Regions from separate parts of the Homo sapiens genome. Here regions 1, 2 and 4 are each linked to region 3. A link is a contact called in ENCODE Hi-C or POLR2A ChIA-PET data. All regions are on one chromosome and are shown on one strand. The core of a region is the stretch at or near the end of the contact, and the rest is flanking DNA. Distances in the headings are between cores, read along the strand shown.

The links. Hi-C counts contacts between places; a loop is a spot of excess contacts on that map. ChIA-PET counts read pairs that join two places held with the same protein, here RNA polymerase II (POLR2A). Pooled maps may share reads with other maps.
Region 1: a map of OCI-LY7 shows a loop between it and region 3 (2.8-fold over the local background). The contact joins the promoter of LINC02711 here to the enhancer-like site in region 3. A Hi-C loop is called at or near these places in 11 of 168 maps with a recorded cell type or tissue (A673, Caco-2, HCT116 and 8 more), 28 of 37 single-sample maps with no recorded cell type and 13 of 50 pooled maps. POLR2A ChIA-PET finds 5 or more read pairs at or near these places in 2 of 52 experiments (PC-9 and activated T-cell).
Region 2: a map of OCI-LY7 shows a loop between it and region 3 (4-fold over the local background). The contact joins the promoter of PRSS23-AS1 here to the enhancer-like site in region 3. A Hi-C loop is called at or near these places in 12 of 168 maps with a recorded cell type or tissue (CD4-positive, alpha-beta memory T cell, Caco-2, GM12878 and 9 more), 6 of 37 single-sample maps with no recorded cell type and 25 of 50 pooled maps. POLR2A ChIA-PET finds 5 or more read pairs at or near these places in 1 of 52 experiments (activated T-cell).
Region 4: a map of naive thymus-derived CD4-positive, alpha-beta T cell shows a loop between it and region 3 (17-fold over the local background). The contact joins two enhancer-like sites. A Hi-C loop is called at or near these places in 1 of 168 maps with a recorded cell type or tissue (naive thymus-derived CD4-positive, alpha-beta T cell) and 7 of 50 pooled maps. POLR2A ChIA-PET finds 5 or more read pairs at or near these places in 1 of 52 experiments (activated T-cell).

The regions. Positions count from the first base shown.
Region 1 is chr11:87,717,501-87,720,729 of GRCh38, reverse strand. LINC02711 (long intergenic non-protein coding RNA 2711) reads left to right here and starts at 1,319. Exons shown (of 2, transcript NR_135090.1): 1 at 1,319-1,824; 2 at 2,204-2,376. The region is part of intron 3 of LOC107984361 (a long non-coding RNA gene); the gene reads right to left.
Region 2 is chr11:86,937,080-86,940,341 of GRCh38, reverse strand. PRSS23-AS1 (PRSS23 antisense RNA 1) reads left to right here and starts at 1,857. Exons shown (of 4, transcript NR_187135.1): 1 at 1,857-1,942. It also overlaps a transcript of PRSS23 not described here.
Region 3 is chr11:87,351,701-87,354,881 of GRCh38, reverse strand. No RefSeq gene overlaps it. Among named protein-coding and RNA genes, the nearest start is that of TMEM135, 320 kb to the right of the region's middle. Within about 2 kb of position 1,646, at least 4 of the 41 ENCODE cell types and tissues checked have a DNase peak (open chromatin) inside an H3K27ac peak, as active enhancers do; they include OCI-LY7, PC-3 and ascending aorta, where a contact is called at or near this core.
Region 4 is chr11:86,976,353-86,979,664 of GRCh38, reverse strand. All of the region lies in intron 2 of FZD4-DT (FZD4 divergent transcript), which reads right to left. Among named protein-coding and RNA genes, the nearest start is that of FZD4-DT, 22 kb to the right of the region's middle. Within about 2 kb of position 1,289, at least 5 of the 41 ENCODE cell types and tissues checked have a DNase peak (open chromatin) inside an H3K27ac peak, as active enhancers do.

The DNA.
Region 1 (3,229 bases), core at 70-2,569, 370 kb before region 3:
ACACAAAACATCTGCACATCAAAAATAAAATGGAATAAAAGCCATAAAGTAAAAGGCAAATAACAAATTGAGAAAAATATTTTCAACAAATATCACCACAAATGTATATCCTTTATATTAGCTCCTCCTCTTGTGACCCCACCTTCTTACTTCATTTGTCATTGTATAAAGAATACTTCCTGAGTGTGCGTGTGAATGTGTGTTTGTGTAATCGCTTTATAAATCAACAAAAATACTCAAATGGAAACTAAATGGGCAATAACATGATCAGAAACTTCATTAAAAAATAAATGGACTCAAACAAATATATATACAATCTTACTAGTAACCAAATAATATCTAAATAAATCATCATGTTATTTCCCACCAAATCAGAAAATATTCACTTGTGTATTAGTACAAGTTTTCTGGAAGCAATTAGCCTACATATATCAAGAATATTTTAAAAGTTGGAAATAAAAGACTTTTTCAGATCTATCAATTCTGCTATTGGCTGCCTCTTCTATGGAAATTTTCTGAGAGTTGTATAAGAGTAAATTCATAGAAGTAACATTAATAGAAGTAACATTAAGAGAAGCAAGTTTCTCAGAATAAACTAAACGTACAATCAGGGATAGGTAAGTCAGTCCTGTGATACCCATAGCATAAGTTTCTGAAAAAACACATTTTCATGTAATATTTAATAATGTGGGAAAATGTCCCTGATAGAAAATCAGTTGAAATATAGTAATAGTCATCCTATAGAGGTGAGATAGATATTTTAAGGAGGTCTCATAACAGACAAAATAAGCTTTCAGTTTCTGCCATTCCCAGTCTATACCTAAAACTCTCAAAACAAAATCACTTTGAGTGGCTGATACAGTGTGGGCCGGCTTCCCTTTGTGCCTTTCATTCTCAGCTAATTCATTTGAATCCCACGTTAAGCTTTGGAGAAGTCAAAGGAACGAGACGGAAAATGGAAAGATGAAGCTCTCTGTCCCACCCTAGACCAAGTCTCTCCGATCCTTTCTCTCCATTCTCATTGTTACTGAGAATGCCTCTTGCATTGTGGCCACAAGCCCTTAGTTAATGTCCTCCTCCCTCCTCCCTCTGTTTTAGGTAGATATTTTTTGAAGACTTTTTCTCCTAGTCCTGGATCTCCTTGAAAACAGCTTCCTGAGCATTGCCCTAAATGGAAAGTAAAAGTAAAAGAATGCTTAAAATTTTTACCAGGACCTTGTTGCTAAGCAACCATTTTCTTTGTCTCTAAGTATATGAAATATGACATTGTTTGGAATGTGCTCAATACAAAGGATCAAGGTTGGGGAGCAGGGAGGAGGTAAGGGAGGAGGTGGTAGTAAAGAAACCTTTAGACTGAAAAATGTAAAGATACAATATGAAAGGAGAAAAAAAACAACAAAAGAACCCACCATGGAAGTTTCAACCCACCACCACCACATGGTGCCAAAAACTTCAAAATGGAACATTTCTTATATTGGCACATATTTTTGTGAGAACAAACATATGGTTGTGAGCATATTCTTACCTTCATTGTGATCTGCATATTTCCTCTCTGCAGGAAAATTTAAATGCACTGTTGACATCGTTTTATAGTCACATAAGAAGAAAGCAGGCAAAGAAATGTTATGATTGGACTTATTCATGAGATACCACAGTCTCTAATATATGAAGTTTTTCATATTTACACTACTGGTGAATCTCTAGTTGTATACCTGCCTCTGTGGTCTCATTGTTGGTCCCTAGGATAGCTTATAAATAAAAACAGATGATACTGTCTACTGGCCAGAACAAGCTCACAACTCACTTTCTACTCCATTCTCAAGTGTAAGTATCATTTTTACTTGGTTGAGGGCAAGAACCCTAATTGGGCAGCTTTTACTAAGGAATGAAAAAAACTTTAGCAGAATATAAATAAGCCTAGACAGACGGAGACTTTTTGTTTCTCTTGCCAAGTGGGCAGCTCTGGTGAAAATTTTTTTTCATCATTAGGATCACACACAATCCAAAAATTTGGTATAGTTAGGGAGACTGGGATGGAGAAGTCCATTTAGCTTTCTATGTTTGTCAGACCTGCCCATCTCTAGTCTAGAAAAAGTCTACACTTTGCCTAGCTTACTCATTTAGGGATCAAGAACCTGGTCAGTATTAAAGTTTTGCCTTCTCAGTCAACAGGGCATTTTTCTGTGCATGTGTTTCCCTATAGGACTATGTAGAGAAAGATGGATGGTTGAGGTCAGGATTTGGAGTTCTCTGGCTAACTGCATATTAACTTTGTTATCATCGCCAATATTATCACCTGACAGAGAAACAGACTTGATGGATTTGGGCTTTAGCCCTGACTTCATCACAAATAAACAGTGTCATCTTGGATGCTAACTTATTGTCCCATTGGTGTCTCTTTTTGTTTCATGAAAGTAATCATATCTATAGAAATAGGTATAAATTGAGAGTGTCAGTAATAATTATAAGATAATCAGGTATTTAATACTGAGATTAAGTAATAAAAATTTCCAAGCACCTCAGAAGTCTTCATATGCTCCTATATGCCCTTTCCCCATAGCCTCTGTCTTTTCTTCCTTAAAGGTGTTATCATCATTCTGACTTTTGTTTTAATTAGCCCTCAACTTTTTTGATAATTTTTACTGTAATATAATTTCAAATTTACGCAAAAATTGCAAGAAAAGTACAAGAAAATCTTATGTAACTTTTACCCAGATTTACCATTTATGTACATTTTGATCATTTGCTTTATTATGAATGTGTGTGTGTGTGTGTGTGTGTGTGTGTGTGTGTGTAGTCCTTACTTTCTAGAACAATAAAATGCCCCAAGATCAGCTCATAGTTCCTCTGCCTCAGCTCTGGAGTCATTCGTTTCTCCAAGGAGATTTAGTTCTTTATACCAGAGAATGATATTTAGAAATCAAAATCTGGGCTCAAAATGTGCTCTTTGCTGCTAGTATCTCGTAGCTTTTAGACCCTCTCAATGATTATGTCTAAAAAATATATGTATATTTAAAACACAACCACACAAATGTATGTATGGATAGATAGAGAGGAGAGATAGAGGCGTAGATAGATGATCAATATGATTTATATTCTTTACTTAGATAAAATTTACATTCAATGAAACATAAAATTCTTAGATATAAAACTTCATGAGTTTTGGTAAATGCATGTATCTGCTCATTCCTTGATCAATCAGTAATTCTGTTTCTCTGGAGTGTCATAA
Region 2 (3,262 bases), core at 608-3,107, 410 kb after region 3:
GGCAAGGAGTTTCTGTTTGCTCTGCACACCCGATACAGCACACCCCTACGTTGCAAACTAAAGATAAATAACGCCAGAGGCCACGGCAGCTTGCAACACTGACCAAGTAGCCCTGGAGATCTTGAGTTTCACTGCATTCAGACTCCCCCTTGCAGTCCGAGGGTCAGCATGACACTGTTAGTGGAGGGGACAGGGTCCTTGGGAGGAGAGGGTAGCATTTAGTTGTTTATGTAGTGCTAAGGGGCCCCACCAGCTCTTCGGGACTCAGAGTTTTCTAACACGACTTATTTCTTAGAGTAGCCGATTCAAATTTCATAGTAAAGGTTTAATTTAGGACAAACTGAATCCAAGTCATGTCTCCCATGTAGATTTTGTTTCTTGACACAGTTTTCTTTGCTAACTACTGTGAATTGCCTAACCAGATCTACAGAAAACCATATCATGGGCCCACATTTTTTTCTAATCCTCTTCCTTTTAAATCAGAAATTCAGTATAACATTTTTCCATAAGTGAATGAGAGAACCACTTCCTAGCATTTTTGTGTGTCCCCCCCACCCACCCCTTTAAAAAAAAAAAAAGAAAGAAACAACAACAGACCTTCCTTTTGGATTTACATCAGCATTTAGCTAACTTCCTGAACATTTCACCCATTTCCTGAACTTATTCTCAGGAAGGAAAAACATCCTCCTTCAGAAATAAATGCAAATAATCCCAGAGATTATTTCTATTAAATAAATAGTGTAAACGCAATGGAATTTCCTGTAAGATGTATATTTACCATGGATATTTCAATAAAAATGTATTGTGATTCTGTAAGACTCATGATATTTGCAGGTAGTCTGAGGAATTATAATCTTTAGTAGCCATTCAAGAGCTAAGTCCTGAACATTTGCAATTTTTACTCATGTTAAAAAATATATATATATATATATATATATTTTTTTTTTTAACTGAGAAATAGGAACACTGGAAAAATTATTCTCCTGAGGTCAGTGTTTTTTGAAGCTTTGTTTCTTTTAAAAGAGGGCTCTAATGACACCTAGTGGTGAATACAGGCAGAACAACTTTAGGACAGACTCAATGCAGTGTCCCTGTAATTAGAATTTTTTGTTTATGTGTTTGCTTGGGAGAAAACACACTCCTTACAAGCACTTCTTAAGTACCCTTAATGCCCAGGAATCCTGAGAAGTAGTGACATGGAAACGTTTCCCTTACGTGTTTCTGGCGATGTTCTCTTCTCTTGATTGATGATTCCTCAGAGCCTGCCCACCTCCTAGGGCTAAACTGGCTCAATTTTAAGAATGGATGAAAAATGTGAAGCTCTGCAGAGGAAAAACATCAATACATCAAGTGAGAAATTTCCCTATATTTTTGAGAAGGCCTCCTCCCATTTGGCTATCTTTTAATGGAGAAGCATGGTCCTTTTCTGGTGTATATGTCTTACTGACTTTTTAAAGGTGTACTCTAGGCTGACTGCCTGTCGTTTCTGCTTTACAGGGGCCTTCTTAGGTTCTCTAGTGTTTGGCAGTGGCTGATTTTTAAAGAGAGAGGTGATAGGGATCTCAGAGAGGCTGCCCTCACTCCAGCCCCACCCCACCCCTACCCCCAGCCCCTCGGAAGGCCATCCAGGACAGATGACTATCTGGCCTCCTTGCACCACCCCCAGGAAGGAGCTCCTTAATCCATCACATCGGCTGATATTCTTCTTTATGTCCAAACCCCTCAGAGTGATATCCAAGACCCTCAGGTCTGGCTCTTCCCCTCTCTTCCAGCCACATCATTCCTCTTCCTCAGACACACCCTATGCTCTAGCCAATCCCAGCCACTTCCAGCTCCTCCTGTTCTCAGGCTGTTTCAGTGTTCTCTGCTCCTGCATGCTGGACTCCTGAGCCAGGAGGCTCTTTCACTCCGTGGCCCTTCTGCTCATTCTTCAAGTCCCTGAGTAAGTGTTTCCTCTTCTTCTTCAAGTCCCTGCATACACGTTTCCTCTTCTGGGAGCCTCGCATGATCCAATCAAGCAGAGCCTGTAGCACCTTCCTTTAGGGCACCTCTGAACCTAGTTCAAACATCTGTAATTGCATGTGTTATATTACATTATATTGTTCTTGTTTGTTTCTCCTCTAGATGTGTTTGAGCTTCTCAAGGGCAAGAGCTGTTCTTGCGCCCAATGCTGGTTCGGGTGCTCGACAAATGTTCACTGACATCCTGGCAGCAGCCATTTGTGGCACTGGATTGTTGCATTTGGCTGCAGTGTTTTGACAGGAGCAAATTAGGAGTGGGGCAACTAGTTCAAGGTAGTGTTGACAATGAGGGTTAGCTCTTTGAAAATGTGCAGAACCATTTATTATCCCAAATGACCTCAGCTTTCACACCACTAGGAATAAGGTGCTTTCACAAAAATCATCTCTAAGTTTGTGTCTAGTTCTAACACTGGAAGATTCTGTTACCAGAAAGGGGTCCGGATCCAGACCCCAAAAGAGGGTTACTGGATCTCACGCAAGAAAGAATTAAAGGCGAGTCCATAAAGTGAAAGCAAGTTTATTAAGAAAGTAAAGGAATAAAAGAATGGCTACTCCACTGACAGAAGGCTTCTGGTTGCCTATTTTTATGGTTATTTCTTGATTATATGCTAAACAAGGGGTGGATTATTCATGCCTCCCCTTTTAGACCATATAGGGTAACTTCCTGACATTGCCATGGCATCTGTAAACTGTCATGGTGCTGGTGGGAGTGTAGCAGTGAGGACAACCAGAGGTCACTCTCATGGCCATCTTGGTTTTGGTGGGCTTCAGCTGGCTTCTTTACTGCAACCTATTTTATCAGCAAGGTCTTGATGACCTGTATCTTGGCTGACCTCCTATCTCATCCTGTGACTTAGAATGCCTAACCGTCTGGGAATGCAGCCCAGTAGGTCTCAGCCTTATTTTACCCAGCCCCTACTCAAGATGGAGTTGCTCTGGTTCAGACGCCTCTGACAATTCTATAATTAGGGGAGCCATGCTTTAAAATATGGTTTTAAAAAATCTAGGGCTAAGGCAGAGAGTCTACAATTGAATGCAAGAATATTTTACATACACCTGTCTTTTTTCTGGGGAGATGGTTCATACTTTTCAAAGAAGGGGTCTGTGATCTCAAAAGATTAAATACCACTGATTAAGAATCATTGACCAAAATGACAATCTTTACTCAGCCTCTGCTGGGTCAGTAGGAGCTAACACCTTAATAGGAGTTAGTGCCTCAGTAGAGAGGTTCGTAATCCAGC
Region 3 (3,181 bases), core at 397-2,896:
TTTCCACTTCTCCTCAGCAGGTCCTACATTTTTTTATTTTTATTTTTATTTTTTTTTTTGAGACAGGTTCTCACTCTCACTCTCTCATCCAGACTGGTGTGCAGTGGTGCGATCTTGGCTCACTGAAACTTCCGCCTCCCAGGCTCCAGCAATTCTCCTGCCTCAGCCTCCCGAGTAGCTGGGATTACAGCTGTGCACCACTACTGCCCGGCTAATTTTTGTATTTTTAGTAGAGACAGGGGTTTCATCATGTTGGCCAGGCTAGTACTGAACTCCTGACCTCAAATGATCCACCTGCCTCTGCCTCCAAAAGTGCTGGGATTACAGGCGCGAGCCACCGTGCCCAGCCAGCAGGCCCTAAATTCTGCTAGTCGTCTTTCCTGTGCTCCAGGCTGCTCTCCTATCCTTCAGCACTAGGGCCCTAGGTGGGATTCACAGAAGGAATTATATCCCTACTCAGTGTTTACCTGACGATTATATACCCTTTCTCAGGGTTTACCTGACGAGCCAAACACTCTGTCGTCCTCACACCTGCCAGGGAAGTGCACTTCCTTTGGGGCCCAAAGCCCAGAATGGTTTGAGCAGATACAGCTTTATCTCTATTTCATGCTCTGTTGAGTTCCTCTCTTAGATGTATTTTCATCCTGTGAGTTTTCTTTGGTGGAAGAGAAGGTATTTTAAGCTTTTTTGGAGCAGAGGAGTAATTTCCTGGTTGTGATCCAGGCTCTAAATGGCTTCCTATACCCTGCCTTCCCCGCCCCAGTCCCTCCCTGCTTCCACACAGCAGACCAGGCAGAAGCCTTCCTAGCCTGGCTCTTCCTGTGTAACACATTCCCCCCAGAGCATGTGTGGATGTGGGGTGGGGAAGGATTAAGCCTCTTGTGTCCTGTGTCATAGGCCATATAAACACCTCAAAGACATCACCCCTTCCAGAACCCTGCACAGATGTGATACATATAATGCATAAGTACATGACTACATGAGGGTTCTCATCATATCCCCTTTTGTGCTTGAGTATGAAACAGACAAACTAAACCCCTCTATTTCCATGAGCTCATGAACAATTACAGTAAGAACTCCGGCTCCCAAATGAGAGCTAACAGCCCCTAACAACCTTTGACTTGGAAGTGGACTTTAAAAAGACAGTGCCAAGAGCTGTGTTACCCACTGACAGTTTAGGGACAAGGTCTGGGTGCCCACAGAGCCTAGGTGTCGAGGACGAAGGAAGCCTCTGCTGGGAAGATGAGCCTGAGACAGCTACAGAAGGAAGATGGCACATGTGGCCAGGACAGGCCCCAAAGAGGATCAGCTCGCCTGCCTGAGTACATCCGGGCATCCTCTTTGCAGAAGGCTACTCTCAATCTCCCTCCAACACATTGTGACACCCATTTTTTGCAAGTCATCTGTTGCTCAGAGGAAACGCTAGACAGTGGTTGGGCCATAATTATAAAGACAGGTAGATGTGTGACATTTCCGAGGGCTAGGCTGGGTGCAGGGAGGCAGGACAGTAGGAGGCTGCCTAGAGAAAACATTTTTTCAGATCTGGCACTCTTGGTATACACCACTGAAGGGCTGACTCTATGACTGAGAGAGCTGATGATTCACTTGTGCCCCGTCTGATCTGGGACTTAGACCTTCTCAGCACTTCCTGCCAACCCGACTAATGGCCAGATGGGCTGCCTAGGAGAGGGGCATCGCCCAATCTGCAGGAAACAGTAATTACAAATCAATGTTTGTGGGACCTGACTGGGGTCGAGCCTGCAGAAGCTGGGTTTGTGGCCAGTCGAGGGATCCTGCCAGCCTAGGGTGCCAACGTTCTAGGGTGCCAACGTGGGGCAGGGCTGAACACCAATCTGGCCAGGCAAGCGTCAGCAAGCCAGATCCTGCACTGAGCCTGAGCCCAAGCCCGCGGGTTGCTCTCCGACTAGCGCTCGTGGAACACGGGTGCCACCTAGTGGCCAGATCTGGCATGACTGGCCCCCAGAGGTCCCAAGGAACCGCCTGTGCGGCGGGGATCACGATAGCCACCACTGCATGACAGTAATGACGTCAATACTATATCAACACCACGCATCTTTCCAGCCATCCTGCCCTCTGCCCTAAGCCTTTGTTCAGGCTGATCCCTCTGTCATCATAATCGCATTAATTACAATAGTAAGAGTAGCATCTCCATCAAAAAGAACAAGACTCTCCACCATGTATTGGGCACTTACTTTGTGCCATACACTATGCTAGGCACACGGATTAGAAATTACCAAGCTAAGGTCCCTTCCTTCATGGGACCCATATGCTCAGATATTTGCAATTAACCAAAATCTAAGACATAGTGGCAAAATAGATTCAACAACCTGCAGGGGCAAAGATGAGGTGACAAGTCATTGAATATCAGGAGCTGGTTTTTAGGTGTCATCAAGGGTGCAAAGGATGGGTAAGATTTCAGTAGGTGACAAAAGGGAAAACATTCCGAGCAAAGGAATGGGACAGTGAAAACAACGGGTCCAGGAAACAGCAAGTGTAGCTGCCAAATATTGTGTATGTGGAGGGGGGGGGGTACAGGGGGGTACCAGGACCCAGAAACGGTTGGAACTTGAAGTTATGATAACCTGTGATGTAAGCCAGTTTCTGGGTTTGAACTTTTCTTCTGAGGCCTAAGATAAGCCACTGGAAGGTTTGAAACAAGAATATCGGTTGTTTCTTAAAGATCTATTTAAGAGGCCAGTGTGCAGAGATTGGTTAGGAAAAATGGCTGCAGCATTTGTTACAACATAATTCACTCAACATCCAACAGAAAATGACAAGCCTGTTATGAGCCAGATGCTGTTCATACAAAAATCTCTTCTCTCGTGAAACCCACATTCTGGAGTTTGATGAGAGAGTGGGTAGGAGGGATAGAGAGGAAACAGATGGAAGATATTGCAGAAGTTGAATCTCCAGGACTTTGATGGCCAAAGAGGAAGAAAGAGGAAGGAGTAAAAGATGTCACCTAAATGAGAAAGAGAGAAGTAAAGCCACCTGATGCTGGAACTGAAAGAAAAGGGCAGGTCTGTGGGGAAAGGAAATGAGTCTGCTTTGGTAATCAGTTGATTCAACAAGCAACTCCAAAGCAAAAACTCTGAGTCCACAAAATCAACATTACATTACAACGACCCACCTCTCCCATCCCATGAAAATTGAGACTAGG
Region 4 (3,312 bases), core at 40-2,539, 370 kb after region 3:
TAATTTCCAATTGAGCACTTTTTCCTCTAAGTCGTTCTGCTCCTTGGAATAGTCTGATGTAGGAAAAGAGCACAATGCTGGATTGCTGGGGAAAAAAAATTGGAAGATGTAGCACCCCCTCCTCCCTTTACTTCCTTTCACCAACAATAAAGTACAAACTTCAAAAGAAACAAACTTGAAAATGGTGACTGCCGGACTCAAAAACCTTTCCCAGAGTGGAACCCTGTGGTCAGATATTGGCCAGGGCAATCCTTGAACAACTTGGTTGCCATCCAAGTCTGTTTTCAGTGGGGAATAAAGTTCATGTTTTGGAGGCAGTATCCTTGACTTTTTTATCCTGTTATTCAAATATTTCCTAATAATCTTCGGCATTTATACACTCAAGAGACCTTGAAGGAAAAGGATACAGGGCTCCAGTCTTTTTTCCTTCCTTTTGCTAATGAATAGATGTTTTCTTTCTGAATTGACTGCCCCTATCACCCTATTTTTTTCATGCTCACATAACCCTACAAGAAAGAGGTCAAATAGCAAATGGGAAATTATAAGTTACCAAGTTTGGGTTTAGATTTAACATCATGAGGTCCTTTTCAACATGAAAAAACTAAGTAGAGAGGGATTGAAATTTTAGCACATATATACATACTATGTAGTTGGAATAAGTGTGGGTGTTTCTGGTGCCACCTATTGGTCATACTGCAAGACTAAACTATATGCAGTATTGTTGGTTATGAAAAAGCATATAAAATGGAACATATGCGGTAACATTCAAAGTTATGTATTTCAGCAGGCTGGCTGAATGTTGAAATAGGGTGAAGTTACTTGAGTATTATCTTTACTTACAGAAACTTAGAACCATAGGTCTTTTGCTGTGTGATTTTCACTTTGGCTTACTCACCAGTTAAATGCATAGAAAGGAATATATAATGAGGCACAGTCTCTGGGAACTCTGAGATTAATTAACCAATACTCAGATTCAAATGACTCTCGTGTCTTATGATTCAGAAATGCTGTTGGTGCCCTGTTGGGTCCCCTTTACGAGCCAGTGTACCCAGGCAGTTATCGCCAGCTGCACGGAGAGTTGGCTAATACAACTCACAGCTTCCACTTTCTCTGGAGAATTGCCCTTGGCCATGAGGAAGAGACCTTGAGCTAATGGGAGCCACCTTGACCAGGAGGCTACATGCACATGTACACATAGACTTGACCTCTGCAGCCGGTGGCCCATGACTAACTGTCATGGGGAGTACAAAAGGCCACCCGCACCCCTTCAACTTTAAAGTGGGTTTAACTCTGTGGTACAATTTGTGATTCAGTGCTCCTCATGAGATCAGGGTGAAGCAAGACGTCAGTAGAAGCCTCCTCATGAGATCAGAGTGAAGCAAGACGTCAGTAGAAGCCAAATTCTTGCTTAACACCTTTCTCTGTCCTGTCCTGTTTCTCTCACTCCCCTTCTTTTTTTCTTTTTTTAATTATACTTTAAGTTCTAGGGTACATGTGCACAATATGCAGGTTTGTTACATATGTATACATGTGCCATGTTGGCTGCACCCATTAATTCGTCATTTACATTAGGTATATGTCCTAATGCTATCCCTCCCCCCTCCCCCCACCCCATGACAGGCCTCAGTGTGTGATGTTCCCCACCCTGTGTCCAAGTGTTCTCATTGTTCAATTCCCACCTATGTCTCACTCCGCTTCTTAAAAACACTCAATAAATCACTTGAGCACAAATCCCCATCTCACGGTTGGTTTCTAAGGAACGTGACCTAAGACAAGAACTATCCCACGAAAAAATGTATCTTTGTAATGATGAAAGCCATGTGAAATGATGAAAGTAGCCTACCCCTTTGGGTTTTATTGTGGTTTTCCTGACATGCTTGGGAGGTAAACACTAAATAAAGCAATTCTTCTCCATAGACAGCAAGGCCCAGGCTGAAGCACAGTAGCAGTGATACTGCACTGTGGGGTAATGATATAAAATATATCCTTGAATGGCACTCTGCCTGAGTTTTCTGAGAAATGCATTTAGTTTCAAAATAGTACATCCGTGCTGGCATTAGACCTAGTGCTCCCAGGGGCAATGAGAAATAACCTGGAACTGGAAGACCCAAGGCTTTGCACATTTCTGCATCTGCTGGAAGAGCCAGGCCTTCTGGCTTGTGCCGGAGGAGAACCTCAGGGAAAGAGAAAAACTCTGCCAGGAGACAACTTTGGAAATCTCTTAAGAATTGTTGGTTGATTTAATTGGGTTTTGGTTGTAGAAGTTCCAGCTGGTTCCCCAGAAGCAGCAGTGCCAAATAAGAAGCTGGGAGCTTTGGGTCTAGTCAGGTCTAGGGTTGAATCCTGCTTCTCCAACTTACTAACTCAGTTTCCCCATCTACACAATGGGGATCATAATATTTAACTCCAAAACTTGGGGAGGAGGTTTAGAAATAATATAAATTCAGTACCTGGTATATATATGAGTTAGTGAATAAAGGGCAGCTATCACTAGAGCTATAGCATTCACTGACCAGTCTAGCCTCTCTCACTAATAAAGGTAATATTTTGACCTATTTATTTAATTTATTTTGAACTCAGGAATGAAAATAATGCTGTTTGTTTAGGGCTTTATTGGGCACCCCAAAGAGCTCATTTTGTTTATCTTATTAATCCTCAAATGCTCCTTCCTCAGTGAAAACCAGCAGAAGGGTTTCGTAAGGACATCATGTACAGTTGTACAGATTGTACAGTGCACAAAAATACCCTGATTTGGGCAAGTGGGGCTAAAATCTAGCCTTACTTCCCTTACCAAGCTGTGAACCCCACAGGGTAGTATCTACCTAGAGGGAATGGCTTCACTAAATTCTCACAGAAAATGGGCTAGAAGCAACCCTTTATTCAGCGTACAGGTTCCTGTTGTGAGCAGAGGAGACCATGAGAAACTCCTAAAGAAAACATCTAAGCATCATGGTCTCTAGACTCAATTTCCACCTACATTCTCTACTCTCTCGGGTAGACTCTAACAAAGATATTTTAGGTCATGGCAATCAGCTGGCAGGGGCCTTCTCAATATAAATTGCCTAGCTCAGATGTTCCTGTATTAGTAATACCCAAAGTAAAGTCTGAAAAATTACTGACACCATCACCTGGGATACTTGAAGGGAAATGCAATTTCCTGTACCATGCACCTGACCTTCTAGATTCTAGAGTCTCTAGAGGTTAAATTAGGGAACAACTGTCTGATATAATCATTTTTTATAGGCTTGCTGAGCAGGAAAAAAAGGCTCCTTGGTTAAGGATTCCCTTCATTCACAAAGTCTACATGGGCAT